Regions from separate parts of the Mus musculus genome. Here all the other regions are linked to region 2. Evidence: chromatin loops called from intact Hi-C (ENCODE). Cell type or tissue: left cerebral cortex. All regions are shown on one strand.

Region 1 (8,000 bases), 88 kb after region 2:
ATGTAGTTATTTGAAGGTGGGTTAGTGATTCAAAGCTAGTCTAGGTTTAAAAACGAATCTGCATAGTAATTGTGCTCAGGATCCTTGAGATGAAAGAGTATGGAATGGTTTTCATATGACATACAAATCCTTTTCTATATTACTATTGGTATGGGAAGATCGCCTACCTCAAACAGTTGTAAAAGCATTAGGAAGCAATGCATAGCAGAAAGAACCATGACTGTCCAAACACAATTACTGTATAACTGTGCGTTATTGCTATTCAACCGGAGAAATGCTCAGTTTCACATTTCAGAATAAACTCCAAGAGGAGAAATTAGAACATGCCACTTAACTTATGAGTGAAGCAGAATGCTGTCTGTGTGACTAAGACTGTCATCATTTTGGTACATAAAAGAAAAAGTTCTTCCTGTTGTGATACACTATTCTAACTCTTATTTTAAAAAAGACTTGTTAAAGTTAATCAGTTGTGTGAAAGAGTGCAGAATAGACAGATTCCTTGAGGTTAGAGGAATGACACTCAAGTAAAATAAAGGAAATGACAAGGGAGACACCAGGAAGTCTTAGTGCAGGGGTTCACTTTCCCATGAAAGCCAGGAACAAAACTATAAATGTTACCTCCAAAGATGCATTTGGAAAGTGACTTGGAAAGAAAATGAGAACATCACTTGTAGGCATTTGTCTCCTCCAAATCTCCTTGTGTAGAAACTCAGATGAAACATACTCATAAAAGGATGGAAACAAAAACATAAAGAAAGTCAAAGGAAAAATATTACCTCTTTTTTGATTGTATTGCCTTCCGTAACAGAAATCCTGGAATCTCAGCTGAAAAGTCATAGTTACTGACATGGAATATATACCTGGACCTCCTTTCCTCCAGCTCTGACATGAATTCAGATGGTGTCTGCAGACCAATGTCAATATCATTTGGCCTTGACTGTCCTCACCTACCCCACTGTTAGTTTGCCTAGTGTGGATATGCACCTGAGCCTCATTTTCCATTCCTCTGAGAAAATGTTGTTTGACACAGTCGTATTTTGATCAATCAACTGCCATCAGGGAATGGGGCTCTGTGAAATCAATGCTGACTCCTGGTAGCATATGAGAGGAATAATTGAGCACTGGTTAAGGGATGCACAGTGTCTCAGAAGTAGCAGTAGAGGAGTTGATAGAAGTAGCCCAGGGGCTGGAGGTCTAATGTGAGCCCCCCACTTTCCAGATGAGAAAATGTGGCCATGAAGAAATTCAGTGACTGAGACAGGGTCATATATTCTCAGTGGGAATATACATCAAAATTTCTGGCTTTATGGACTCAGAAAATACTGCCAACCACGTATGCTATCATTATGCTCACCCCCAGTAAAGGCTGTAGATGCTGTTCCAGTTGGTACCAGCCTGAAGTCACATGTGAAATGAGCTACTGTGTCTGTGCAGCCTATGGACTGAGACATGCATAATTATTCATTTCTACCACTTCAAGTTTTGGGGTGGTTTGTCATTTATCATTAGATAACCAGAAGCATCATTTTATTGATGAATAAGATGAGGAGAAAAGATAGTTAGTAACTTGTCAGAAGTCTCAGCTATTCACAGTGCTCAGATTTTAGGATTTGTAGTCAAAGTATTTTATATTGTACCATTCTCACTCACTCACTGTATTTCTTTCTTCCCACTACTGACATATCAGGCACTTGGCTTTCATTAAGTCTCATCTTTATCTATGAGATTCAAATAGGCATACTTAGCATATAATGTTCATATATATACATATGTGTGCTTGTGTAAAGGTAAATGATTTGCCCTATATTATACAACTTAGCAAATGGCACAGCCAGAAATTGAGCATACAATATCTTTCTCCATTAATTTGACTTTCCAAACACTGCACATTATTGCTTCCTAAAATCTGTAAGACTCTTCCTGTGCCTGCCTCTCTGATGTAGTTTAGCCTTTCCTTGATTTATGACTCTCTTTATTCTGTAACACTATAACAACTCAGGAAACTTCTTTCACAATTGAACATGGAATTGAGGAAAACAAACTCTGTGTTCCTGAGCCATGGTTACATAAAGTGCCTTTAAAATAAACAATCTCTTATCATTGTCTCCTAAAACAAACAAACAAGAAACCAACCAACCAAACAAACAAACAAACAAAAACAAGTATACTCTCACTTTGTTTTGTTTTGTTTTTTTGAGACAGGGTTTCTCTGTATAACCCTGGCTGTCCTGGGACTCACTTTGTAGACCAGGCTAGCCTCAAACTCAGAAACCCTCCTGCCTCTGCCTCCCAAGTGCTGGGATTAAAGGCATATGCCACCACGCCCAGCTCCTCTCACTCTTTCAATGATATGTCCATGAACTTAATCATTTAGCATCGTGATCATAAAGCTAAACTAGAAGTTCCTAGAGTACTGCTGGTAAATGTTTAAACTATCTGCTCTATAAAGAGAAGGCCAGCATAGGGAATTCCCCCTCTTCCTTACTCCGTTTCTATAACAACTTTATGGAGATACTAGAAAATCCACCCTTTGAGAGTAAATAGTTCATTGCAATTTTTAGACAAAATTGTTTTGAAAAGGGTCCAGTCATCATGACTATATAAACTCAAGACCTTCATTATCCCAAAGAAGCTGTGTGTGTGTGTGTGTGTGTGTGTGTGTGTGTGTATATATATATATATATATATATACACATATATATATATATATCATAACTTTTAAGTTTCTCTATCACCTCCAGCTCTGATTTTATACTGGGGAAAAAAAGAAAAAAAAAGTGTTATCTTCTCACTTTCCCCTAAAATAGCAAGATTACTTAAGATCTGTTAGTGTATTATGTGACTTCAATATACATACTGAATGGTGTTAAGTTATATTTGTGCTTGCTATGGGTAGCCTATGTCTACTGAAGCAGAAGTTTATAATTTTTCTAGAAGAAGAATATCTGCTGAATCTCTGATTGAAAACAGTGTTTCTCTCCTGCAATGTATGTGGGGACCATTTAAACCAGCACTGGACTTGCGAAGCCATGGGTATCAACTGTTACTTCATAGGTACAAATTTCCTCTTTCTTTACCAGGAAAGCTATTGAGATATTGGGGTTATGAACTACAAAGCAGATGAATTCTAGAGAGTTGCAAGCACAGGCATTGTTATGCATGTAATGACAACCATTTGTTCTGCCCCAGAGGGGAAAAGTGTTGTGTGTGTTGAAGGCTAAACACCAATGAAACTTTCTAAAGCTATGACCTAGAAAGAGCCAATGACATTTAAGGTTCTGAAGATTAAGTCCTGATCCAGCATGGCTAGTTCTCTTAGGAGATAAATAGGAGACACCAGGGATGTGCGTACCCTGAGGGCCATTGGAGGACAGCCTTAGTTGTAAAGCCATCTACAAGTCAAGGAAATGAGCCTTTAGAGATACTAAGTCGGTCAATACCTAGACCCCAAACTCCATCCAGGACTGTAAAAAAACACAAATATAGATTGGTTTAGTACCTTCTATGGTCTTCTGTGATGATAGCCAGAAAAATACAATGAGCCTGAGGGTTTCTCAGGGGAGTGTCACAGTATTTCCAAAGAAGCTAGGAGGCTTCATGTCTCCCAATATCTGTGGAAATATTCAGGATGCAACTCCACCCTTTGGCCTGCAGTGAAATTGAGATAGTCCTCGAGTTTTACACCAGAAAGATCACATCTTCTCCTCCTGAGGCTCTGTTATTTCATGTGGCCCAAGGGCAATATTATGAGAAATGTTAATTATTATTTAAAATGTGTTTCATTATATATATAGTTAGATAACATGCATCTTAGAGTAAGTTTATGCCCAAGTATAAAATATAATGTGTATATAAAGTATTAAAGATAATGTGAAAACTTGAAAATTTTCACATAGTTCCCCCTACACACTGAGACACCATTTTAGTTTTATCTTTAATAACACAACCACAATTTTGTTAAGTGATAATAAATGCAAAACTTGCAAGAAGTCACTGCATAATGTGATGAAGTATGTCTGCCAATAGAAATTTTAAAGCATTTTGAGGCAAGTACTCTCAATATCCACAATGCTCAAGCTTGCATAATGCAAGTGGAGGTTGTAAGAACATGTTATGCAAAGGGGAAAAGTGAGAGACAGAAACTCGGGGCTGCAGCAGAGATTAATACAGAATTATGACGAGTGGGTACCAACCTTGGATCTTCATAGCTATCAGTGTTTCAACATTCAATGCATTATTTTTAGGAAAACACTCAATTCAAATTTCAAAAAAAAATTTCTACAAAAGCCACAGTTTGCCTACAGAGCTGTAATTCTAGAGACTAGCAAGATAGAAAATAACAGTGTTTGAGTACTTTTTTCTAATGCTTGTCAGCTTTCAGAAATGTGATGCATACTAAAGTTGCATTCCTTAAGTTCCCTGCAGTGAAGTTTTACCAAAGTTGGAAATTATTGCTATGAATTTTTAGCTCTGGTAAGCAATTCTAGTAGGAACTGTGGGGTCGGAGATAACAGGGTGATAGTGTGAGCCTTGTCTTGTCAGGAGATATTCTAAACTCAATTTTCAGATAAGGATGGAAGTCAGAGAGTATAACTGTTAAGACTCATCTAATAAACAGAAATAAAGACCACAGCCCTACTTGTCTCTGCCTTTTCATAAAGCAAGAGCAGTTTACGCTAAGACTCGTTGGACTGTTTCCAATCGCCCCATGCAGATTGGGATCGCAAGAGTCAGACTCCAGTTACCTGATTTATAAACAAAAGTAGCAATGGAACAGCTCTTTAAGTACTGTGGCTTAGCCAGGGTGTCTATATGTTTACTGGGTGTTATTATGTCATCAAAGAACTCCTGAGTAGAAAATACACAGCAAGTAATGAGCTTTCGAGATGTTAATCTGCCTGATATTAGAGAGATTTAAACTGAACACCGACAGATAACAAGGAAAGTACACTAGGCCTTCTTGAGTAGTGATGGTACAATTATTGTCAACCAACTAGAAAAAAAAAATTTTGCCTGGCATGCTGAAAGTGCACAGGAGTCAAAATGGAAGTTGTGGCACATTTGAAATGATGCAAACAATTGGGGACTTATTAATCTCTATCTATCCCCTCATGAGAATAGTGGGATTATAATTTGGACTCACTAAGAGCAGTGTACTCTCTTAATCAATGATCCATCTCCATAGCCTCCTGGTCTTCCTTTGTAAGATGTGAAGCAAGCCTTTGATGCATGTTTGTCCATTAAGCCCTAAGAAGATGCCTATTGAGTAGGGTTTATGAGAAAGAACATAGGTTTCCTGATTACAAGAAAAAGACTACAGTGTATCATTTACTCTTTTCTATTGAACAGCAGCTACTAGAAACCATTAGGATAATAGACATACTATGGATTAGAACACAAGCAAGACTGTGTGGTGTTTCACTGTGACTCTGCTAACCTTGATTCATACCATAATTCCCTTCCTAAGATTCTGTGGTTGAACATGGTGTGTCCCAACTGAAACTCAGATTGAGACTTGGTTTTTCAATTCATCAATATCAGTGGTCTTGACGTAGATGGAGGTCTAGAGGACTCAGAAACAATTCCTAATGAGAAGCTTGTTGTTCAACCTTATAGAAAATAAGTGAACATTTGATCTTGTAGGAAGGAATTAGTCACTACTATAATTAAGTTTATTTCTCATGTTTTTATCTCTTCTGCAGGCTTCTGATCATTGCCCTCACAAATATTCCCACCATATGATGACATCCATCACTTTGTGATACAGCAGGAGACTTCTGTCAGATCTGCCCCTCCACCCTTCCACTCTGTCTCTAAAACCTATGGGTTAAAGATAAACTTCCTTGTTTATAGTCCATCCACTCTCAAGTAGTCCTTTAGCAAGATAAACCAGACTGGAAAAGCTAGACTAAGAACTCATTTGATGAAAGCAGATTTTATTTTGTGGACTTGAAGGAGATTCTTTACAGGGTAGATGTGCAAAATTGGATGTTTATAGGTAGGACGCTGTATCATCCTGGACAAAAATCTCAGATGATTGTTCAATGAATGTTTTCCTATTAACTTAGAGTTTTTAATGCTAAGTTTTCAGTTCAATGAATCAAGATTCAAGTATCATATATGTGTATTATATATTTACAAAAATAATATACTCACATGAATTTAATAAAATTCAAAATTAGAGGGAATACCAGTGAGCAACATACTAATAGTAAAGTTGGTTGTTTACAACCAAAATAATTTCCAGCCCAAAATAATTAGACAAAGCATAAGAACTTTTGTAGACTGTGAGGGAAATGTAATTGGTGTGACTTTGAGAGTTACAGCTAGCCATCTTTGCCGGTCTTTTACCAAGAGTAAAGTTCCTAGAAAGCCTGGTGAAGAGACTGCGCACTTTCTGAGCAGTTGATGTTCATACGTCATCATTATATTCAGAGGAAAGGCTGAGAAAGTCCACAGCATCCAGCCAACAGGGACAGTGACAGAATGATTAAAGAACTGAGAATCTGTCTGCCTAGGAAAGGTTAAAGAGTTGGCACTTAGCCTGTGGCTGAGCCACACAACCGTTTTTCTCAAATACATGAAGTTCTTTTGATGGTGTGAGATTATGAGAGTCCAAATGAAAGAAACTTGCAAGATTTTACAAAAAAAAAAAAAAAAAAAAAAAAAAAAAAATCAATCCTCTAAACACAGTATGTGTTTACCCTTTAGTGCTACTAGGAGCCATGCCCTGAAGCAGATTAATTATTATTTGTTTGAGAATTTTTAGGCTTGGCAAGGGATAAAGATGCTTTGATGCCATAGTGTTAAATACAAGCTGTATTTGCCCTGTTAGTATTGTTATACTATATTATCAAGCCTATGGCCACTCATGAGATAAACCTGCTCAAAGCAGTGTGAGGGACTCATAACTTTGATCAGAATCTTCTGCCTTCAATTATAGTGTGCTTGTTTTTGTCATTAAAATGGAGTCACCTTTCGCCCATGATCAATAGTAAGGGAATATACCCCTTGGAAGGTCAGTTCCATTTTAAGAAAGGAGGAGGAAAAAAAGGAGGAGGATGAAGAGAAGAGCATGAGGAGGAAGAGGAGGAAGACAGGAGCAGGAGGAGGAAGATATCATTAGGCTCCTCTTTCACTGTGAATTGAGCCATGAGTGGCAGAAATATTTTTAGTTCTAATCATTTTACGAAAGAAAAGGTGTTAGGCTAAGACTAGCAATTTTTGTTTGTTTGTGTTTGTTTATTTAATCTCAGTGGACCACATTAGCATAAATATTCACACATCAGCATTTCCATTCTTACAAATTGTCAGTAGAGCCTCTGACAACACTACTGGAGCTACAACTACAACGTTGTTTTCACTGGGGTTAAGGATTCATTTATGCGTTTCTAACACCCGGTCTTAGAATCATTTTGTATCCTGAGTATTTCTGTCTCCAAAAATGCGGATAATTCCCCAAAGTTCTTAAGTCTGTAGGCAAATCTAAGAGTGGAGTTGACCGTGAATCTGTCTTCTTCTTTGCTTTACACCAAGACTCCCTAGGAAATCATCTTCCCTCTACCGTAGAAGGATCGAAAGTGTGATTCTGATAGTCTCACAAGAAAAACCACTGAATATTGTGTTGTTATGACATTGAATGACACTTAAGCAAAGAAGTTTATTGAATTTGGTTAAAATCTCTCTCCAATGGATAATCGTCATGTACTGTTTTTTATATTTAGTTTAAATGAATATCTCCTGCAGCCTTCCATCTGATCCTGCCACCATAAGCAACCCATTGGCAAGGTCTCATCTAATTAAATCATGTTGTCAAGCTCAGAATGAATTCAGTTCAATCTTACAGTTCAAATTCCATATGCATTGTAACAAACAACTTTATAATACATGACAAGACTATTAAAATAATCAATCTAAAAACCAGACTCTCAAAAGCCCTTCTAATGAAATTGTTTGTAATTTATTCATGAGTAAATAGAATTTCAAACAGAACAAATCAC
Region 2 (8,000 bases):
AGAAAATCATCTTCCTTCTGCATCTATGTAGCTGTCTGCAGCTTCTAGCCTGTGGATTTTTATCTCCTCCAAATTAAATCCTCGCTTATTTGTAAATTCTTCCAAAATATAATTTGGGGGAGCCAAATTGAATTTTGGATCTTGCATATTTACCTATCCCATTTCTGATTGATCATCTAAGTGTATTATTCATGGTGGTTGGTTTGCACTGACAATCTAGAACTTTCCAGGGGGAGACGGGAGAACAGAATTTCGAGGAGAGAAGGCAATGTGGGAAAAGTGGAGAACACAGAAGTGACCCGAGTCCCTCCTTTCAAGCTGAGTGGATCAATGCTAACAGCTGAGGGAAGCCAAATTGTCCACAGTTGGGCACAGTCAATCCAAATCTGCCCTGAGCAGCCGAGACTACGGTACATTCAGACCATGGCGAGTTCAGCCTTTGGTTCTGATGTACACATATTTCAGTTCCAAGAGTAAAGTTTAATTTGGGCAGAACAAGCTCACTGGAAGAAGAATAAATGAATAAATGAGCGTTAATATGGTTTAGATAGCATGCCATTGTGTGCATTGAATTTTCATTGAAACCGTGCACGGCAGCATACCTATGGAGAAACATCTACTATTTCCTTTCAAAATCAGTTGACAGCTTCTGGCTTGAAGAGATTTCAAATCTATGAAAGCATGTGAGCCTGGAGCCAGAGTCTCTTTCTCTTTTCTTTGTTGCTGCTTAGAGTGTCTTACATAATCATGTTGCCCAAATCAAACGCATAAAAAGTAGATTCTAGGAAGTGACAAAAGACCAAGTGGCCTTAGCTTTCAAGGCCACTTCCTGTCAGAGCTGTGGTCAGATGCAGTGATATATTTTCCATTTAAGTACCCAATGAATTAGTATGGTTCTTATTATAATGGTGACCTCATCTTATCATTTTTAGTTTGGCTGAATACATTTCAGGTCCTTGGAAACAAAGGGAACATCATTAGAATATGCATGAATTAGATGAATTGGGTAAGCAGAGAAAAGTCAAAGGTTTGGGAAAGGGGAAATTGCATTTTATGGAATAATAATGGATGTTTCATCCATTCATTGCTACATCTTCTTAAAACTAAGTATAATTGTGATTCTTATGATAACTTTGAAGCAACCTGATACTTTGACCAGGATGTGTTATAAGAATTATCTATGGACATAACCTACTTCTTAATAAATAGCACAGTTCAAGCTAAAGAGTCACATAGATTTCTTTTTATGTCACCGTCTCTTTTTTTTTCCCCCTCTCAAACAAGAACTTTAAGGAATAGCTTTGTGAAAAGGAGGTAAAGAAAGCCTTTAGGAAATGATGTCGCACTGAGCAGTTCGTTTGGATTGATTGACTTCTCCATTAGTCCCTCCCGATTGAGGACAATAAGGGTTTAAAACCCGTCTGTTCAACCTATCAGCTCGAATGCAAATTTCCACTAGACTCGGTGAATTCATTCCGATGTAAATTATAAACAATAAAAATCATAAACAACTCACAGTGACAGACAGAGAATAAACAGGTCCGTGTCTAGCACTTTGGAAGCTGCGGTTGCCTAGGAAAATGTAAGCTAAGAGATGCCGCATCACCGAGTTCAGGCATCCCAGGTGACAGATGGCACAAAATCAATAGCTGATCAGAGACAAGCACTTGGTATTTTGTCCTGTGGGTGGGAGGAAATAAGTGTTAAATTTTTAGGGGCGGGGGAACCCAGTGCAGAAACAGAATCTGCATACAGACTGAGAAGCAGGCAAAAGTTTAGCTGTCTTTCCTTAAACCTGTAGAAAATGTCGGGTGTCCTAGCAAAGTTAGACAGATTCTTCACTGGCCACAGACCTCGTACTAACCACTTTAGATGTAAAACTTATCCCGATTGCTTGTTAACATGGGAAACAGAAATTCCTTGAAGTATTTAGCATTGTGCAATATTTGGGACAAGGTCTTAAAGGTGGAATTTAAAGTGAAAATCTCACATGTTCATGTGGCCAAAAGTGTCCTGGGATTTTGGGTCCATCGACATCGTCCACGCTGTTCTGCTCCAAATCTTAGCAGCTTGATCACAAAGGATCTTCCCATTTCACCACATTAAGAAGCTGGCTGGATTTAGGCGCTAGAAATCTGGCAATAATCCTTGATAGCTCCTCCTTTCTTATCATGTAAATTTATCTATTTTTGCCTCTGCAAATTAACACCTCCACTGCAGGTGCTTTGGTGTCCAGAGAGACCTCTCTCGTTTGACAAGGAAAAAGAATGGCTCCTTGTAGTCTGTTTTCACGCCTGCCCTCTAAGGATTCCTCTGCAAAGCACGGAAGTGGGTCTCTTAGAGACAGGTCCTTGGTGATGCTGTTTCAAACCCTCAGTCACTCCTACAGCGCTCTTAGGAAATCCTTGGGTTTGCTTGCAGAGCTCTGCATGACCAGCATCCCAGCATCCCAGCATCCTGAGGTTTCCTTGGCTTTGCCCTCCTCACAAACACTCCTCTGCTAGCTCTCCTGCATCTTTCCCCAGGGTTTTCAAGTTCACAGGCATCTCTTGCTGCGCTTGAGTGAAGGACCTCTTTCTCTTCCAGCATATTCAATCCATTAGCCGGTCCAGACTGACTTAGCTTCATAGGAAAAGTCAGTTTCTCAGAGCATCTTCCCTTTCTGACACATCAAGTACCTTCATCCAATCGTACTGTAGGCTAATAATTTCTTCCCTAGGCTTGTAGCTGTAGTTGATCTTTGCCACTTAGTGGTTTCTTGTTTTCTTCAACCTTTACACCCCCCCCATATCCCCCCTCCTCTGTTTCACTCTTTGTTATGAGATAGGATTGGAAGGTGGGTCTAGGATGGAGAGAGGGAGAGGGAGAGAGGGAGAGAGGGAGAGAGGGAGAGAGAGAGAGAGAGAGAGAGAGAGAGAGAGAGAGAGAGAGAGAGAGATCCCTGAATCTAATTTCTTTCCTTTTGTTTCTTCTTTGAGCACAACTACGAACAAACCACAGCCAACACCCCTGAATGTCCAACAACCACCAAACCTGCCTTTCAGAGTTCTAGCCTTTCCAAGCCCTCTAAAAAGTTGCCAGAATTCAAAATGTCTCACAATCCCAGATACGATCTGCAGTTGGCAGATCCATGCTTTCTGCCAGAGCACAAGGCAAATCAGAGTTAGCTGCTGCAAACAGTCTCAAGCGCCCCGGCGCCCCACGCCCCACTCCCCACACCTGTGATTAAAACAAAAACACATGCTTATATCATGTCTGTGTTTTCTAAAGAAACCAAAATTCTAAAACTGTCATTACACTGGCGCATAAACACGTTCAATGGCTTTTGAAATTTACTGAGTAAATGACTGTGTCTCCATCCCCCACCCCCACCGCTCCTTTCTATGAATTGAACAGTTTCTTTAGGGGCAAAGAGAACCTCACAGTCTACTTTGAAATCTTTTGAACTTTATATAGAAAGCACTTCCTGAAGGCCCCATAGATGTTGCACTGCATATTACAGGGCTCTTCGAGTCAGGCAGATAGATAGATGTTCAGTGGCCTCACACTGTGAGTTTGTATTTACTGTGAAGTAGGTTTTCTTGAAGAGCAGTTCGGTGACAATCCAGACATAGTTGTAAGCACAAGTAATGTATAAGTAGGTATTTTTCTCCGCTTCCAATAGTGCTTTTCTGCTTAGTAACAGGGGACAAATTAAAACAGATTTAGTTTAGTAGAATCCACTGGATTATGAGAGCAATCACGTGGGAACATTCTGAGTTGTATGAGAGTCAAGCAGAAAATAGCCTTGTCTGAGAAGTTTTTGGTGCATAGCTGAATTAAACACCTTTACCATCATCATGAACCTTTATATGTATATATATATATATTCAAAGTTCATTAAAGCAGTTTACCAACACTTTCTATGTCTACATTTTGACACCAAAACAATAGATCTTTCCTGATAATGAACAATTAGCTAAAACAAAATTTGAAGTACTTACTATCTATCTATCTATCTATCTATCTAATCTGTCTACCATCATCTATGTATCTATGTATTTTTTATTTGTCTGTGTATCATAATCTATCACCTATCTTCTGTCTGTCATCTATTTATCTATGTGTACAGGTGTTTTGTCTGCATGTTCATCTCTATACTATGTATATTCATGGTGATTGCAATGACCAGAAGATAGACTTGATCCACTGTAACAGGAATCACAGTCAGTTGTGAGCCACAATGTGGTTGCTGGGAATTGAACCTGGGTCCTCTGGAAGAGCAGCTGATGCTCTCAGCCACTGAGCCATCTCTCCAGCCCCAAACTATATTTTTTTAAAACAGTAAAGACATTAGAAATGTATCTTCTTATAGTGCTATGGGCTGGAAGTTCGAAATACTTTTAAACAATGACAATATTAGAATTGTCACATCAAATTCCATGTATTAATATGTCCTTATTTATAAATCTCTCTCATTTTTGCTTTGTATTTGACTATCAGAGGCATCTATTGTATCTTTACTGACTTGTCCAAGTTAGGTTATTTAAAAAAAAACCTTATATTGTTGTTGTTGTTGTTGTTGTGTGTGGACACATGTGCCATGTTGCCCCTGTGAAGGTCTGAGGACATCTTTGCAGAATCTCTTCTCTCTTCTCCCTTCTCCCTTTTACATAATGATCTGGCCAGTTTTATGTAAACTGGACACAAGCTAGAGTCATCTCAAAGGAGGGAACCTAAACTGAGAAAATGCCTCAGGAAGATCAAGTGCAAACAAACCCATGGAGCCTTTTCTTAATTAGAGGCTGATGTGGGAGGGCCCAGCTGATGGTGGGCCCTGCCAGCACTGCGCTGGAGGTCCTCAGTTGTTGGCTGAGGAAGCCAACAAGCACCATCCCGTATGGCTTCTGCGCCAGGTCCTGCCTCCAGATTCCTGCCCTGACTTCCTTCCGTGAAGAACACCAATCCGGAAACGTAAGCTAGATAAACGCTTTTCTCTCTAACTTGTTTTCGGTAGGTCTTGCTGCTTTATCGTAGCTATAGTAACGCTAACGAAGATAAATGAGGTCCAGGAATCCATCTTGGGCCCTCAAGCTTGCAGAGTAGGCATCTTTAACTGCTAAGGCAGCTCACTGCCCCCAGTTTTATTTTTCCCAATAGAAACATAGCAGAAATATGAAGGAACGTTTTACTACTAAGAAATTCTACGGGCTATGATATGGCTATATAAAACAGATAATGCGTACCAGAAAAGCATATTTTTAAGGTGTGACCCTTTGCATTTTCATGTTTTGCTAGAGGGTGATATGTTAGGCATTTAGGGGCACACGCAGCTGACAATTGGTATGCTATGAGGGTTTTCAGTCCAGCCTATGTTGAAAACTCAGTTGACAGATACTTTGTCCAATATTTACTTCGGTGATAAATGACTCGGTATTTTTTTTCATCGTATGCAGAATATGCAGTTGACTAACTTTCTAAGTACACAACCAGAAGGTTCTTGTGAAAGGAAGCGTCTAAAGGCAGCAAAATCTTTAATTGGTGCTTAAATTCAGGCAGCTGTCTTTCTGCAGCTAGGCTGCCCCAGAGAACCTGCCTAATGTCGTGCTCAGGATTCCTTTAGAAGCAGCTCCCTGTTACCCTCTCTCTCGGGGTAAGAGTTGTGCGTTCGCTTCAATTAACCTCCTCACTTTAAGCAAAACTGTGTGGAAAGACGCATAGAAAAACGCCATCCTGTTTACAGAGCTGAAAGCAGCCCTGCCTTAAAGGCTCGCTCTTGCTTCTTAACCTGCAAGCTAATGGTAGACAGAGTTCAGCCCTTAAACCCAGCAGATGGCTGAGTACACAGGGCCATTATCCACCCGCCCGTCCCTTTTCCGCCGTAGAATGTTTGCGAGAAAAGCGTCCACAGAATGCATTTCTTTTCTCTGCCTTTTGACAGGTAAAGAATACGTGGAGCATTCTATAAATCATGTCTCGAGGTGCTAAACCTCATCGATTTCGTAAAGGGTTTCAGAGAGTTAGTGCATGTGAAAGGTCCCTTCCAGTCTGCTGTTCTGAAGTTGCAATATTATTACTGCACTGGCCTGATAAAGTCTCTCTGGTTTTCAAACTCATTAGCGGAAGATTTGTTTTCAAACTATCTTCCCCTTGCCGCAAACAGTCCCTTCAAGTGACTAATCTGAGGACCAGTTTGATGGGCGTCACCTGAGAGTTCTTTAGGAACAAGTTCTTGGACCCTTCCAGGTGAATCGTATGTTGCTTAAAGCTTACAAAGGAAAAACCTTCTCAAATAAAATTTAATTTTTGACCATTTCATTCATATATAGAATTCATTCTGTGAGTAAAAGAGGGTTAAGACTGTAGACGGTGAAGTCAGACTACCTGAATTCAGAAGAGGTTGGGAGTTTTAGCCAGCAGTGAGTCTGTGGGTAAGTTACCCCTCTGGCTAAGCTTATCTAAGTGCACGAGTGGACTTCCTCACGGCGCCAATGGTCAGCCTAGGCTTAGAAGGGTTCCAAAAGAAGGGGTGTGTGGGAACGGCAAAAACAAATGACTCAAAGTCAAGTCATGAGTCTAAGCTGGCAGCCTATGCTCTCTTCTGGAGATGGCTTTCCAGCTTGCGTTCTCTCTGTTCTGCATTCTTACCCTCTGATCTGCTTACTCTAGAGATCTCTGGACAGCTCTTTCTCTTTGTTCTCCTTAAGACCGTTCTCCAAGCAGTTCTCTCTTGCTATTCTAAAACATTCTCTGGGTGGCACATCTCCTGCAGATCGTTAGCCCAGTCTTTAATTTTCCAGATCAATCCAATCATTTACTTCAGGTTTCTTCTTGATTATCCTAAAAATCAGCCTCCAGGGATTCCCAGCCCTTTTATGCTTAAAGAGACAACAAGCACACATTTTGTTTTAACATTGCAAAAGAAATCGGAGTTCTAAAGTCCCAGCATTTACCATTTTTGCTGAGACAGAGTCATACCTTTGCCTCCCAGACTCATGCTGTCTCTGATTATCATCGAGTCTTAAATGTTAATGGGAAATACATCTGCACAATGGAGTACTACTCAGCTATTAAAAAGAATGAATTTATGAAATTCCTAGGCAAATGGATGGACCTGGAGGGCATCATCCTGAGTGAGGTAACACATTCACAAAGGAACTCACACAATATGTACTCACTGATAAGTGGATATTAGCCCCAAACCTAGGATACCCAAGATATAAGATACAATTTGCTAAACACATGAAACTCAAAAAGAATGAAGACTGAAGTGTGGACACTATGCCCCTCCTTAGAATTGGGAACAAAACACCCATGGAAGGAGTTACAAAGACAAAGTTTGGAGCTGAGATGAAAGGATGGGCCATGTAGAGACTGCCATATCCAGGGATCCACCCCATAATCAGCATCCAAACACTGGCACCATTGCATATACTAGCAAGATTTTATCAAAAGGACCCAGATGTAGCTGTCTCTTGTGAGACTATGCCAGGGCCTAGCAAACACAGAAGTGGATGCTCACAGTCAGCTAATGGATGGATCACAGGGCTCCCAATGGAGGAGCTAGAGAAAGTACCCAAGGAGCTAAAGGGATCTGCAACCCTATAGGTGGAACAACATTATGAATTAACCAGTACCCCGGAGCTCTTGACTCTAGCTGCATATGTATCAAAAGATGGCCTAGTCGGCCATCACTGGAAAGAGAGGCCCATTGGACACGCAAACTTTATATGCCCCAGTACAGGGGAACGCCAGGGCCAAAAAGGGGGAGTGGGTGGGTAGGGGAGTGGGGGTGGGTGGGTATGGGGGACTTTTGGTATAGCATTGGAAATGTAAATGAGCTAAATACCTAATAAAAAATGGAAAAAAAAAGAAAAATTAAAAAAAATGTTAATGGGAAGGACATTCCTAAAAAGAGGAATGTAAAACATCTACATTAGTATACAAACAAGCCTTATGCCCATAGCAGTCATTGACAGTTCTGAAGGCCCATGGCTGCTGGCCCTGTACCAGGGGCAGGA
Region 3 (8,000 bases), 110 kb after region 2:
AAAATTATTCCTCAAGACGGTGACATTAAGTCAGATCCAGCTCAAACCTTGTGAGTCCTGTGTATGAAGTATCTTCAACAATTGGGGCTTACTTTCAGCCTATGGGAGGCAACCAAGGCCAGCAGCAGTAGTTTGTATTATTTTGGGAGTCTCTTGAACTTCTCTGACCCACAATATAAAGAAGTTTCTAATGCCTGGTGCTAAATTTTCGTTAGATGGTCTATGGATCTTTGGGGAAACATTGTCAGTCAAAGTGGCAAAACTTTTAAGGTACACATGCATGTGTACACATGTGCATATACTTATAAATGTGTTTTATGTAATAACGTCACTGAGGGTTTTTTTTAAAATCCTTCCTCTCTACCTGTTCTTCTGTGTTGAACTCTCTCCTTGCCAATTAAGTTCTCCTTCCCATTTCCCCCTTCATATCCCCTGTCTCCTGCCCCTCCCCTCTCTAGAACTCCCTGTCCCTTCAGTGATACTATTTTACTTTTCTGGTCTCTGCAGTTACTCCAGGTTACATATCAACATCTGTGTATTTGAAGCTAGGAGCCAAAGATGAGAGAGAACATGCAGTGTTTTTCTTTCTGGGTCTTGGTTATCTCACTTAATATATTTTCTCACTCTATCCATTTTCCTACAGATTTAATGATTTCATTTCTCTCTAGGGCTGAATAGTGTTCCTTAGTATGTATCTAACACATTTTCATGATTGATTTGTCAACTGAAGGAATGACAAAGTTGCTTCCATTTCTTAACTGTTATGAACAGAGAAGCAATAAACATAGGTGTCAATATTTTTTCCTGTTATTGAAAATGGATTTTTTTTTCCAGAAAAGATCAGGCCTCTAAGAGATAACAACTAAGCATGACAAAACAAAATAAACTGTGGTTGGGATGTATTGTATGAGAGAAGAATCTATTTTTAAATAAAAAAGTGGCTTTTTTTTATATAATATATCCTGATTATGGTTTTTCTTTCCTCCTCCCAATTGTTCCCCATCTCCCCACCTACCAGAAATCACTCACTTTCTGTCTCTCATTAGAAAACAATAAGGCCTCCTTTGCCTGCTCTCAAGATTCTTTTCCTTCTATTGGGTTGCCATGTCCAGCCTTGATATGAGGGCTTTTGTCTTGTTTTTGTTTTTGTTTGTTTTAATCTTGTTTTATCCTGTTTGGCAGCTGTCTGTTGGAGGCCTACTCTTTTCTGAAGAGGAAACAGAGAGGGAGTAGATCTGGGGGAGAGGGGAGGTGGACAGGAAACTGGTCAGGCTATACTGTATGAGAGAAGAATCTCATTTCCAATAAAAATAATTTTAAAAAATCAAATTTCCAAAAGATAATTATAAAATATATAATTAATTTATAATATTATATAATATAGTATGATAAACAAAAATTAACATAGTGGAATTGGACAGGAGAAATAAACAGAAGGAAAATTCTAAGAGAAGGCACAACAGACAGAGACCCACTCATTAGCACACTCAGAAATCCCATAGAAATAGTAAATTGGAAACAGTGGACCTGGTACATACTCGTATAGGCCCTATACATGATGCATCAACCTTTGAACTTCATATGTGCTTCAATTATGTGGATTTATAGGGCATTTCCTTCCTGATGTCCTCCATCCCCTCTGGTTCTTATATTCTATCTGCTTCCTCTTCTGTGGGGTTCCCTGGCCCTAAAGGGAGGGATTTTTTGGAGACATCCTATTTAGAGCTGAGTGTTCTAAGGTCTCCCATTCTCTATATATTTTCTGGCTGTGAGTCACAGCATTTGTTCCTATGTGCTGCTAGGTGAAACTTCACTGATGATAGCTAAGCAAGACACTGGTCTATGAGTATAGCAGAATGTCAGTAGGAGCCATTTGATTGCACTTTTTTAAAGTACAGTAGTCTTTTGTTTACCACTAGATCCTCTGAGCTATCTAGTCTCAGGATCTTGGCCACTCAAGCAAAGTAAGGTATGGTTTCCATATCCTAGAATGGGCCTAAAGTCAAATCATTGGCTGGTTACTCCCATAAGCTTTGTGCTACTGTTGTGCTAGCATATCTTTCAGGCAGTACACCTTTGTCAATTCAAGGGTTTTGTTAATCCAACTCAGCTTATGGCTGAGTTGGCGGTCTTTTCTCTTTTGGTAAAGGGCAGAGTACCTTTCTGTACCAGCTCACCTTTTCCATCATGAGTACATTATGTAGGTGTTGTCTTTAGCAAGAAATAGGGGGTCTTTTTTTTTCTATTTTTTATTAGGTATTTAGCTCATTTACATTTCCAATGCTATACCAAAAGTCCCCCATACCCACCCACCCCCACTCCCCTACCCACCCACTCCCCCTTTTTGGCCCTGGCGTTCCCCTGTACTGGGGCATATAAAGTTTGCGTGTCCAATGGGCCTCTCTTTCCAGTGATGGAAAAAAAAAAAAAAGAAAGAAATAGGGGGTCTTGCCATCAGTTTATGGTAAGTGTACGTGCAAATATTTTTTGTGTCTTCCTAGTGGTTTCATTATCTAAAGAAACTGTAAAACAATTTATTTGGCCATACAAATCTGTTCTCTTGGTTCACCAAATTATCATCTCCTCCATGAGTCACTTTCTTGTCTAATGTGAGCACAAAGCCCTTTCCACATGTCATCTGGCTTACTCTTCAGGCTGGTACCTTACTGTTATTTCAGTCTCTTTTTTCCCACTACATTTGTTTGTTTGAAAAAATAGATTTTTGCATATAATATATTATTGTTTCCTCTTCCCCAACTCCTCCCACATTGCTTCACCATCCTTTAATTATCATAATTCAGAGCCTCCTTTTATCTCTTTCATTAGAAAATAAACAGGCATCTAAAAACTATTTCTTTATACCTCTGTAGCATCAAAAGTTGTCAATGTCATTGTCTCCCTTCAGATCATAAGTTCTCTTCTCATCCTCTCTGCTTTCATGTGTTTCCCATTCTTATCATCCTACAGTGGGCATGTGATGGTCAATGTAAGTTTGTAAAATACCTCAGAACTAACAGTGAATAGAGGAAAGAAAATACTTCCATCCCCCAACTCTCAAAAGGAGCATGCGATGACACAAAGTAAAATGTCTGTTTCCTGCTCATCTTTCACTGCTCTGTCAAGGATACCCAAGGGCTGTCATGAGCACAGCCTGGTACACATGCACGAAGCATCTTCCTCTATGTGTCTATAAAGGTTGGAGCTTTTGCACTGATTGCCTTCCACCAGACATGATTTTCTAAGAACAAATTTAAAACTGCTTATTTTGGGAAAGTTTGTACTGTTAAAAAAAAAAGAGTTATATTAGGAACTTTAGGCAAATGCTAACATTTTCTTAAAATAACAGGTGAGGAAAATCTGTAGGTTTTGACAATCAAGAAAAGCAGTTTGTTAAATAATATTTTAAGCTCATATGTCTACTGAAATTATATTTTGCCCTTTACCAAGATAACCCAGAATGACATAGAGTGCTAGATACTGCCTCTATTCATCTTCCCTTCCTTTTGTGCAAAATAATATCATGCCCTGTTTATCTGAACATATTAAGGTATTTAAAGAAGACAGGGATAGTGGCATGTATATTCCAAAATATTCCAGTATTTTGGAAGCAGATGCAAGCAATCTTTGTGAGTTCAAGGACACCCAGGGTTGCATAGTGAGATTTTGCATCAAAACCAAAAATACAAATGAGGCATTGACTAGACAAGATATTATATGGGAAATAGATGATTATTAAATCATTGTGGAATGAAGTAAATACTTTAAGATTTTTATGTTTTGTTTCTTTTCATCTTAATAGCTTCCAGATCTTCCTGGTGGTATAAGGTTGCCTGGGCAGTCAAATGGAAGCAGAATAGAAATAGAAAACAGAAGGTACATTTATGTCCTTTAAAAGTCATGAATTAGAAGGTAGATATGATAACCCAAGTATCCAGTTAGCCCCAATAATGTCATAGCTTCTTTTAGAGAAGATAGACAATGTAAAGAGGTAAACAACCCTTGTTCAAAAAACCAAACCAAGACAAACAAAGCAAAACCCTGTCACTATATAGACATGAAAGGAAGGAGCTGGGGAGACAAAACTATCTGTCTTAATAAGACACTTAAATATTCAAGAAAATATTTTTCCCTCTACCCTTACATGTCCTAATTATCCTCAAGCAAGAAAACCATTTATGGTACCATGTTCAAAAGTCAGGATTTGTAAAGAAATGGCAGTCGTCTTCTTCAGAATTCACATTAAAGTTATTAAACTTTAATGTTATTTTTTAACAAAGCTTTTATCATGGCTAGTCTCAACGCTTTGGCGCCAACCTCTATAGAGTTAATCAGAAAGAAGAAGGCATAGCATAGGATCTTGTTCTGTGGACATTCTAAAATATTATTCTGCATGAGTCATCATTTCTTATTTCTTGTTAGCCAATGAAAGTCTGAAGAGATTGTAATGATACAGCAACAGAGCTGACTTGTCAGGTCCCAATTACCAAACCCAGAGAAACTAACCCACTGAATTTCCGAGTTCAAATGAAATAGGTAAGAGGCAGAAAAATTGCAGGATGAGTGAAGGGTGTTGAGTTGTGGGCATGTGAAACTCTTGCAACACTGAAGAAGTGAGAAGAGGTAGGATTAGGTAGAGAATAGAAGAGCACTGGGTATAGGAAATGACTATGTAAAGGTACATTGAAAGACAGAATATGATGTTGCAGTGGCACCAAGACACAGAGCCTATATATGTAGAACTACAGAAAAGTTAGATGGTGCACTGTGTCTGTCTGTCCAACTGTGAATCTGTTTGGCCTATACTGCCCATAGCACTTGCATAGTATACTTGGGGACGAAATGGCTCTTTTAAAAAGTTCACTACATTTTGATCAGTCTTTGTGCTTCCATGTGAGAGGTACTTTACTTCTGAAATGCTTTTGCAAAAGACCCCAAGGCTCTTCATTGTTCTTATCAAACGATGGCATTTCTGAACATAGCCTAGACGCTGTTTGGTCCCCTACCTCTGACCTCTTTCTGCAAACTGACCTCTGACTCTCACCTCTCATTTTCTTCACTCTCTATGCCCCTACTTCATTGGCTGCTTGTTATTTTCTCAACCAACCTCAAGGTCTTTGTGAATGCTCCTTCAGCTATGTGTTGCATCATTATGTATTGCTGCTTAATAGCTATTTCCTTTGGATGTCTGCTCAAATTTTACGTTTCTCTTTCACTGCACCTACAAGAATTGGAACTATGTGTCTGTGACTTGATATCCTCATCAGTGAGAGGCAGAGCTGTATTTTTTTTTAAGTTACACAATCTAGACTCGTCTAACAGACAATAAGGGCAAGCCAGTCAAAAAATCTTTGCTGAATCAATAAATTCTAAATGGTGGATTCCCACTGGAGGCATATCTCACCTCATTGAAGGTGAGGGACACCTGCATGACCTAAGTGATGAGGATGCCTTGGTACCATCTGTAAAGACATGTGCTAAGAGATGCAGACACTGTGGTAGGGAAAGAAATTGTCTGTCCATGGAAGATAGAAGTAACTGCCTCTTGTGGGAAGTAGGAAGCACACAATAACTTGTCCCCTTTCTCAAATTCTAATGCATTATCTCACAAGAGAAAGTAGAAAGCAGGGACAGGAAGAATAGTTCAATGGTTAAGAGTGCTGAGCAAAAGGAGCCTGAAATGGCTGTCTCCTGAGAGGCCCTGTCAGAGCCTTGCAAATACAGAGGCAGATGCTAACAGCCAACCATTGGACTGAGCACAGGGTCCCCAATAGAGGAGGTAGAGAAAGGACTGAAGCAGTTGAAGGGGTTTGCAACCAAATAGGAAAAACAGCAATATCAACCAACCAGACCCCCCACCCCCCGCGTCCCCAGAGCTCCCAAGGACTAAGCCATTAACCAAGGAGAACATATAGTTCCAGCTGCATATGTAGCAGAGGACGGCCTTGTCAGACATCAATGGGAGGAGAAGTCCTTGGTCCTATGAAGGCTCAATAGATGCCTGAGTGTAGGAGAATCAGGGTCATGGAAGTGAGAGTGGGTGGGTGGATGGAAGGAACACCCTCAAGGAAGCAGGAGGATGGGATGGGAGTTTCCGGGAGGGAGGGTAACTGGGAAAGGGGATAACATTTGAAATGTAAATAAAGAAAATATCCAATTAAAAAAAAGAATAAATAAATAAAAGAATAATCAGTTCATAACCATCTGTAACTCCAGCTCTGAGGGATCTAACACCCTCTTCTGGCCCCCACAGACACTGCATTTGTGTGAATAAACCCACACAGAGACAGACATGTTGGTGGTTGGTTTGGTATTGCTGTGTGTACAAATGCTAAATTTTGATCCCCAAGACCTAGCTGCGACCAGATAAGTGAGTTCACAGGTATATCAGCAGTTGCTGTGTAAACCTTGCTCCCCAAATTAAAGCTGTTAAATAAAAGTTATTACAGCCAATTTATGGAGAGAATAGAGGTAGGCAGCGCTTCAGTTGCTAGGCTGGGGGTCAAAGGTAGAGATCACAAGAGAGAGAGAACAGAAGAAAGAAGAAGGAAGGTGGAGAGAGGAGGAAGATGTCATGAGAAGTGATAGACCATAATGAGCAGGTGGCCAGGAGAAGTGGATCATGAGGACAGACTGATGGAACAAAGTCAGTCCAGGTGAGACTCAAACAGCAAATAACTTGGGGAGTGCAGCTGGGAATTAACTCGTCTAGCATAGAGAAATGTGTTAAGCTGACTAAATAAGTCATTAGTACTATGTCCCAATTATTGTGTGTGCGGGGGGCTGGCTGGGTGATAATAAGAATAGAGTTGATAAGTATATATTATAACTATATATATATATATGTATATATATACATACATACATACTTAAATATAACTTTAAAAGAAGATGAAAGCAATCTAGAAATGACATCATTGACCATACCCATCCTTAGCTCCCCGCTCTGTAGCTAAGGATGCTTGTGTATCTGTCCCTGTACCCTCATACTTTGCTGTTCTTCCCTAACCCTAACCCTAACCCTTCAACCTGTTCACTTGAGCTTATTCTTTCTTACTTGAAAACATTTTCCCATGAATTTCTCCTGTCTGTCCAGAAGTCTTATTGTTTTCCACTTTGCTGCTTCAACTGGACATGAAACCTGATTGTTATGTCAGAGTGTTAAAAACACTTTCCTTGGGTTTGTTTATTTTGAGATGTTCCCAGTTCTCCACTCACCTGGACAAGAAAACACTTTGCAAGGGTTGATTATATTCTGTCTCAAACCCATGCTATTTTCTCTTCAGTTATCTCTAGACAGTCATTGTCTCACCAAGAGGAAAAGTCAAATTGCAATGGTCTGCTGATGCACATATCAATCATTTGTCCCACCCACTTCTTTTCTAAGCTTCTTGTCTTGTTCTGCATTTTTTATGGTTCCCATAGACTTTGTCTTACTCTGTTTTCTGTCCACTAATGGGAAGAACAGATGAAGGAGAGAACCTATTTGCCTCTCTTTCATTTACATCCACATCAATTGCTTTCTTAAAAACATACGAGCCGACCAATGTGATAGCTAAGAAGATCCTAAAAGAAATTTTCCCAAGGTAATGGACCTGCCTTTGTTGCCCAGGTAAATCAGGGACTGGCCAAGATATTAGAGATTAATTAAAAGTTACATTGTACATACAGGCTCCAAAGCTCAGGACGGGTAAAAAAGATAAATAAAATTCTAAAAGAGACTGGTACAGACTTGGTGCTCCTTCCCACGCCCAATTTAGAACTAGAAATACTCCCTTTTGATTCAGCCTTACTCTTTTTAAGATCCTTTATGGGGCTCCCATGTTCATCACTGTCTTAAATGATGTGTTTAAACCTACATGTTGTTGTAATAATAATCTGTATGCTAAGTTAAAAGGCTTACAGGTGGTGGAAAAAGAAGGCTGGTCACAATTGGCTACAGCGAACGAGCCGGGTACCACAAATGACATCTCACCAGTTGCAGCCAGAGATCTGATCCACAT
Region 4 (8,000 bases), 99 kb after region 2:
GGTGTGAATTTTTAGCAATACTGTGATTATTGGTTTGCTTTGATGAACATTTTTCTTTAAATTTTTTCTTTAATATGCACTTTTATGAGAAAAGCACCATTGACTTTTAATCTAGATAAATATTCCCAAGAATATTTTATAACAAATAGTCTTGAATAGAGATTCTCAGTACAGTATAATCTAATACATCTTTTCAAGTAGAAAGGACTGTATGCTTACTGCCTATTAGAAAGCGTGGGTTCTTCATATCAGGACATTTACCTCATAATGCAAGGGTTCTCTCCATTGTTGCCTATGTGATTTGAATATAAGAGACAATGGTAGTTCTATGGCTATTGTGATTTCTGGAGTAATAGCCTGCTCTTTGACTGGCACATAAGCCTGCCCTCTGTTATTAGCTATGGAATAGCAGTAGATATGGCTAGATTCTGCAGAAAAGTAGGGCTAACTACTGGCATTTGTATTTCATAAGAAAAGAAATTTTAGAATCAGATCATGTGATCAAACTAGACCTCCTCCTCTCTGATTTTAGCTAGCTAAACTTTGAAAGAGCCCTAAGGTCATTTCCTCATCTCTGCTGCGTCTAGCTTGGCCACGCAAGGGGTAAATATGACATGTGACATGATTTTCTACCTCTGATCTGATGCTTTTGCTGTGCCAGATTCTTTACAGAGTCAGCAGGTCATGGGCCTCCAGGAATGTTGATGGTTGCTGTGTACATAAGGCTTGCTTGTATAATGTTGTACATATTTTCACATTCCTTATTCCAGGAATGTCTTCCCTGCTAAGGTTAATGACTCCATGATAATCAAAGACAGCATGAATCCAGGAGGCTAAGAGGTATTTATGTCTCAGCAAAATGATAGAAACTTCAGGACAGTCCTTAGGGCTCTGGGAAAGAATGCTGAAAACATGAGTTTGAAAACATATTAGCTTCTAACCTTTGTAAAATATAAGTATGTAATATAAATTATATAAGGAGCTTTACAGATTTAAAGGAACAGAGGCAGCTGCACTGTGAGCCAGCATGTCAGAAAGATGCTAAGGAAGGAGATACGACGTTTAGGGAGTGGTGGTTGCAGGGCAGGATCCCAACTAAGATTTGTTTGTTTGTTTTTGTTTCTCTGTTTTCGTTTGTTTGTTTGTTTGTTTGTTTGTTTAAGCTTACTAAGACAAGTGGATTCCTGAGCTCAAAGTCAGCCTAGGACAGAGCTAATTTAGGTCCATATTTAGAAGGATAATTTCTGGGTGGTGTTCTACCCAGCTATCTTACTGTTTGTGCTTGTGCTTGTTGTCTTTAGGAATCAAGGAGCTAAGGTCATGAGGTGCCGATTCATGGGATTATAAAAGGGAGCCTGGGGTAATGACTGAATTGATATGTAAGATAAAATATTGTGCTTTTTGAAGAGCTATCCAGAGAGTTTTTAAAATAGCAAGAGAAAGCTATCTCCAAAGAGCAAATCACAGGGAGAAATCTGAAAAGTTGTCTTAAACAGAACACACAAAGAGAATGCAGACTGGAAAGCCATCTTGAGTAGAACATACACTGTCATTTTGGATCCATGATTTGACTTAGAGTTATCTGTTTTGCTGCTCCCAGACACCCCTTCTCTCAGAACCCCTCTACAAGCCAAAGCAGGTCCTTGGCACATCTCCATGATGGAAAAAATTAATGCCGAACTTGGAATATTCATGAAACCAATTAGGGAAATGCCAGTAACAAGATGCTACTTTGCAGGTTGCATGCAGTGCAATAGATGTGCATGTTTGACATTCTCTGTCTCTCTTTCTGTCTCTCTCTCTGTCTCTCTCTCTGTCTCTCTGTCTCTCTCTGTCTCTCTCTGTCTCTCTCTGTCTCTCTCTCTCTCCTACTCCCAACCCCCATTCTCAGGAATTCATCTCATGGGAATTCAATCTTAAAATCAGTAAGTAGAGAACACAATTACAATTTATGAAGCATATATGACATATTTTATTTTTTCTCACTTGATGTTTTGGTCACCCTCGGTCTGTACTGAACTGCTGGAAGTTCACTGAAGAACAATGAAAGTTTTGCCTCTTCTGGTCCGCATACCAACTAAGAACCAAGTTTTGACATGTTCTTTTACAGTTCCTATATAGATCGATGACAGTTGCCTAGAGGAAAACCTAAAACTTGTCAGTTCTAAAAGCTGCCATCAGATTAACTTTACCTTTGGAAGGTTAAAACACCCAGGGAAGACATATTGGCTTCTTTGCTTTCTCATCTGCTTCTGCCAAAACTTTTTCTGACCTCCTCAGATCTCTGGCATTATTTCCCATATTATCTGAGGCAAATTTTTCAGCAGCCCTCTGTGAGGTTATTATCTCTGTTGCGTCTCTTTCACTATTTCTGAATGACCTGGATATGAGTCAACCAATTCTTCCATCTGTTTCTTCTAATCCATGACCTCAATGCTCTTCCTTAGAGTTCTCTCCCGTGAACAGTAAACACTGCTTGGGACCTGAGTCAAGGTCACGCTCCTATCTTTGATCTGATGCTTTTGCTGTGCCAGATTCTTTACAGAGTAGAGAGGTCATGTGGGTTCCCTTGTGGGAGTTTTAGGTGACCTAATGTGACTCCTGCTGGGTCTCACTCTAAGAAGTATAAATATGAGGACAAAGTGAAAATAAGAAGATTCATCCACAGAGAAGCTATAAACCCAATTTCAAAATATATGCTCCATTTAATAAATGTGGAGTTGTTTTTTCATGTATATTTTTCAGTCTTTTACTATGACCATACAATGTGGCAGTGAATAGTTTTCTACATATGCTATTCTGTCTAAATATATGCATGTTTCAGAATAAATGAATATGGGCTAGTCTTATGGATAGTCAGTGTATTTTCATTTCAAGACCAATTGTGAAGTTACCTCTGCAGAAATTTTGTTGTGTATTTTAGATCTTTAACACACACACACACACACACACACACACACACACATATATATATATATATATATATATATATATATATATATATATATAATAAGTTAAATATTCTTATCTTATCATTGGGTAATGATAAGTAATTAACCTATTATCCCTTTATTCTGATTTTGCTTTCATATATTGTCTTAGTCAGGGTTTCTATTCCTGCACAAACATCATGACCAAGAAGCAAGTTGGGGAGGAAAGGGTTTATTTGGCTTACACTTCCATACTGCTGTTCATCACCAAGGAAGTCAGGACTGGAACTCAAGCAGGTCAGAAAGCAGGAGCCGATGCAGAGGCCATGGAGAGATGTTCTTTACTGGCTTGCCTCACCTGGCTTGCTCAGCCTGCTCTCTTATAGAACCCGAGACTACCAGCCCAGAGATGGTCCCACCCACAAGGGGCCTTTCCCCCTTGATCACTAATTGAGAAAATGCCTTACAGTTGGATCTCATGGAGGCATTTCCTCAACTGAAGCTCCTTTCTCTGTGATAACTCCAGCTGTGTCAAGTTGACACAAAACTAGCCAGTACATATATATTAAGAGTCATTTTTTCTCTTAATCTACAATCATGATATTCTTTGGTCTGCAAGGTATTGAAAGAGAGTGAAGATCTGAGGCTTGCCTACATGCTTCCGTGACCTATTTGTATCTCTAGCTGGGTTGTCTGATGGGTTCCTAGGGAAGGCCTCCTAGAGTTGATGGCTACAGTAAAATGCTGAGTAGAGTGGAGAAGGAGGGTTAGCAGGACGTTCTGTGTGATCCACTGGAGATGAGGGCAAGGAGGAAGGCTACGTATAGGAGGTAGTCTGCCTAGGGCTGGAAGTGGGACTGGGATACTAGATGTGAAAGAACGCAGGGATAGGTGAAGATTTTCAGTTGTCCTTACTGTTCTCTATGGCCTGTCTGTAGATGTTGGATTTTCATTCTTCATTCCTAGGAGAATTACAGGTCACTAAGCATATTTTAGATCACAGGTTAAAATGCCTTCCTACTCTAAGGCTCTAAAGATGCACAGTCATGCGACCTGCAACCAGAATGGGTGTATATCTAAATTAGGATCATCATCTATTCTATTGTTCTGCCATGAGGTGATAATTCCATTTCTTAACAGTTTCTTATCTCAGTAAATGTTAATTCACATTGTAAAATTAAAGTATGCATTTGAATGGATAATTTCCTGACTTAACTGCTTTTTAAATTGTGTGTTTATGTGTGTACAAGTATACATGTGTTTATGAAGGTCAGAAATCAATGGGAGTTGTCCTCCTCTATTGCTGTCTACCTTGTTACATTGAGGCAAGGCATCACTGTTTTTTTAAACTCACTGATTGGCTAGACTGGCTGGCTAGTAAGCTCCAAGCATCCCCTGCCTTTATTTTCTGTCTTTAGTGTCAGAGTTACAGGCCCTCACATCCTACTTGGCATTTACCTGGGTGCTGAGGATTCAAACATGGGTCCTCATGGTTATATTACATGCACTTGACTAGATGAGCCACCTCAGCCCTATGATTTTTAACTTAATTATTAATGATGCGAAAAGAAGATTCCCACATATTATAAGTGATATAAATTGTTTCTGGCTAAGAATTTTTGGATAATTTAGATGAAGTTCGTAATATCTTAGATATCTACTTTCTCTGGTTTGTTCAAAATAGCCCTTTTCTATGAAAGTTACAGAAGTCTATTTTCAGATGAGAAGCAATAGAAAATTTTAGCCATATTTAGGCATATGCTTCTTTCTACACTCATAGAATGGCTGAGTCACGACATTTCTGCAAGACACCTCTTCCCACCTTCTAAATTCTTTGGAGGAAGAATGCCCAAGAATTGCCTCTCATCCTTAGTTACTTTCTTTACTGTAAATTATATTTTAAAAAATGATGTTTCCACTAGTAGAGACTGCTAATTTAAGTAAAGTTTAAATCATCATGGCTATCACATAGTTGAGTTCAATAAAGCACTCATTTTGGTACAGCAGTTTGATTTTATTCATGTGGTTTCTTAGGTTTGAAAAGATTGACATATAAGAATATATACATTCATATAATAAAATATAAAGACAGCATTGACACTGGATAATATGAATCATCTAATATATGGTCCAGTTTCACTGATGGTAAAAAAGGAACTTAGACAAAATACAAAAAAATGAGGCTTTGGGGATGCTCATTTCCAAAACATTTGGAGAAGAGCCTCATGAAATTCATTAGCTGATGGCAGTGAAGTGGTTACTGGTGGAATATGAATTAAACTGACAGATTTTCTGAATGGCCCTGATATTGCTGTGATGTTCACTTTATGGTATGTGAGACTTTTTTAAAAGAGAAGTTGAGATTGGCATTCAGCGTGAGATGCCACAGTTGTGGACACTGTCTTCCATTCTCATTTTGTCTCTTCATTCTTGCACATCAGCAGCTAGGGATGGCTTTGCTGTTTCCAAGTGCTCTGATGTCTCTTAACAGGAAATTTAGACTGTAAAGGCCATTGTCACTCTGTGAATGCATTTGGGAGGAACGTGCAAGGCAGCAGGTTCCTTTGGAAATATGTTTTGGTTAAATTTTCCTTACTTAATGACTAGTTACAAAATTTAAAGGAAAAGGCAATGTTATTATCCGGCTTCCCTGCAGGAAACAATAGAAACCAATCAATTGTTCCTGTCAACGGATAGTAATACATTTTAGTGTACCTTCCGGTATCTGGCTTTGTTTAAGTTGCTATTGTTGATGGAGAGCCATAGAATCTAATTGACTATACAATAAGGAAGTTCTTTAGCAACTTGTTCTGTCATTTTACTCTTGATTGAGCCTTTATTTCAGTGGGAGAATTAAAATACTGAATATCAATAAAATGCATTCTAAATACTTCAATATAGAGTATTTAGAGATAGTCAGTTGTTGCTGCTAGTAATGACTGGATGTAGCATTCATCTTTAAAATTTGTAAATTGGGTAAAATAGAAGAAATAGAATGTCGCATCTTCAGTTGTCTAATACGTACCAACTGCAGATATCAGTAGGTACCTTCAAGGATGAGTAAGTGGGTAAATTTAAAAAGTGTGTATAAAGCCATTAACACACTATATACTCCATGAAAAACATTTGACTATTGGTGGTAGTAATGTTATGTATGTATGTATGTATGTATGTATGTATGTATGTGTGTGTGTGTGTGTGTGTATATATATATATATATATATATATATGCTTCCACAAACTTAGGCATGAAATGTATTGAAATAGTTTTACATGTAGAGAGATAAGGAATGATTTAATAAACATTATCTATTTATGACACATAAACTCTAATTTATGACATATTTTTTAAAAGCCTGTTTATAAACCTTGCATAATTTCCAGAACTTCAAATTATGACTTAAGTGTATGATTTAACTCTTTCTGTAAACACAAGAATGTGTGTCTTTTTGTCACTTTTTAAAAGTCTTATACTGTTGGTCTTGAATACAATTATGCTGTAGCTGATATACATATCTAAAATAAGCAATTTCCTCTTTTCAGTTTTGAAAATACGTGGATCAGGTAATGCTCTAATTTATTTTCTGGCATTAATTTGCAACTGCACTATCCAAGAAGATTAGCATTTATGGCCTTTAACATGTAAATACAAATTAATTAAAAATTATTATCATAGTAATTTAAACCAACATTGTGTCCTAAAGAATGTTATGAGAAAATGACTTTCTCAGCTACACATGCTGCACATCAAGGCCACCAGAGTCACATAGAGAGAACTGTTCTGCTATTGAACAACATACTATAGCACATCTTTATTATCACCGTAAGTACTCTTAACCATATTGCCTTACAACAGTGGTTCTCAAAATCCCTAATATTTTCACACTTTAATAGACTTCCTTTTGTTCTGGTGACCCCCAACCATGAAATTATTTCTGTTGCTATTTTATAACTATAATTTTGGTATTGTTATGAATCATAGTGTAAATATCTAATATGCAGGATATCTGATATATGACCACCAAATGACGTCAGGACCCACAGGTTAAGAACAACTGTAAGCAGTTATTAGTTGCTTGTGGTTCTTTGTCTAGGGGTGAGGCCCCTTAAAATTTCCCTTTCACATTTGCATTTCTATTAGCATTGTCATGGTTTGGGTTGACTAGGTAGCCATAATGTTGCAGTATTGAGGGTATAACTTTCTGTTCTTTCTTGGAGGCACAATCCTTTTTTTTTTTCTCTCACTCTTTTTAAAAAATGTTTTTATTAGATATTTTCTTCATTTACATTTCAAATGCTATCCCAAAAGTCCCCTATACCCTCCCCAGGCCCTGCTTCCCTACATGCCCACTCCCACTTCTTGGCCCTGGCATTCCCCTGTAATGGGGCATATAAAGTTTGCTAGACCAAGGGGCCTCTCTTCCCAATGATGGTCGACTAGGCCATCTTCTGCTACATATGCAGCTAGAGACATGAGCTCTGGGGGGTACTGATTAGTTCATATTGTTGTTCCACCTATAGGGTTGCAGACCCCTTCAGCTCTTGGGTACTTTCTCTAGCTCCTCCACTGGGGGCCCTGTGTTCCATCCAATAGATGTCTGTGAGCATCCACTTCTGTATTTGCCAGGCACTGGCATAACCTCACATGAGTCAGCTATATCAGGGTCCTTTCAGCAAAATCTTGCTGGCGTATACAATGGTGTCTGTGTTTGGTGGCTGATTATGGGATGGACCCCCGGGTGGGGCAATCTCTGGACGGTCCATCCTTTTGTCTTAGCTCCAAACTTTGTCTCTGCAACTTCTTCCATGGATATTTTATTCCATATTCTAGAGAGGAATGACGTATCCACACGTTGGTCTTCCTTCTTGATTTTCTTGTGTTTTGGAAGTTTTAGCTTGAGTATTCTAGGTTTCTGGGCTAATATCCACTTATCAGTGAGTGCATATCAAGTGACTTCTTTTGTGATTGGGTTACCTCACTCAGGATGATATCCTCCATATACATCCATTTGCTCAAGAATTTCATAAATTCATTGTTTTTAATAGCTGAGTACATTGTGTAAATGTACC

What was found. A loop is a pair of places that touch in the nucleus more often than their neighbours do. Peaks named below come from ENCODE experiments on the same cell type or tissue, not always from the same donor. Only the 100,000 strongest peaks of a DNase experiment are listed, where the experiment ranks them.
Region 1: it touches region 2 in a loop (2.8-fold over the local background); 2 of 42 quality-filtered maps call a loop at or near these places.
Region 3: it touches region 2 in a loop (2.2-fold over the local background); 3 of 42 quality-filtered maps call a loop at or near these places.
Region 4: it touches region 2 in a loop (2.8-fold over the local background); 2 of 42 quality-filtered maps call a loop at or near these places.

What each region holds. Positions count from the first base shown.
Region 1 is chr10:109,547,357-109,555,356 of GRCm38, reverse strand. No RefSeq gene overlaps it. Among named protein-coding and RNA genes, the nearest start is that of Gm40757, 47 kb to the left of the region's middle. In left cerebral cortex, no CTCF peak of the experiment used is centred here; DNase peaks (open chromatin) are centred at 373, 550 and 4,085; H3K27ac peaks cover 1,323 bases.
Region 2 is chr10:109,635,694-109,643,693 of GRCm38, reverse strand. It overlaps Gm40757 (a long non-coding RNA gene), which reads right to left. Exons shown (of 3, transcript XR_872022.2): 3 at 1,558-1,680. Among named protein-coding and RNA genes, the nearest start is that of Gm40757, 42 kb to the right of the region's middle. In left cerebral cortex, no CTCF peak of the experiment used is centred here; DNase peaks (open chromatin) are centred at 1,630, 2,320, 3,207, 6,547 and 2 more places; H3K27ac peaks cover 2,995 bases.
Region 3 is chr10:109,523,449-109,531,448 of GRCm38, reverse strand. No RefSeq gene overlaps it. Among named protein-coding and RNA genes, the nearest start is that of Gm40757, 70 kb to the left of the region's middle. In left cerebral cortex, no CTCF peak of the experiment used is centred here; DNase peaks (open chromatin) are centred at 2,664, 3,122 and 3,483; H3K27ac peaks cover 2,363 bases.
Region 4 is chr10:109,537,157-109,545,156 of GRCm38, reverse strand. No RefSeq gene overlaps it. Among named protein-coding and RNA genes, the nearest start is that of Gm40757, 57 kb to the left of the region's middle. In left cerebral cortex, no CTCF peak of the experiment used is centred here; a DNase peak (open chromatin) is centred at 4,742; H3K27ac peaks cover 1,792 bases.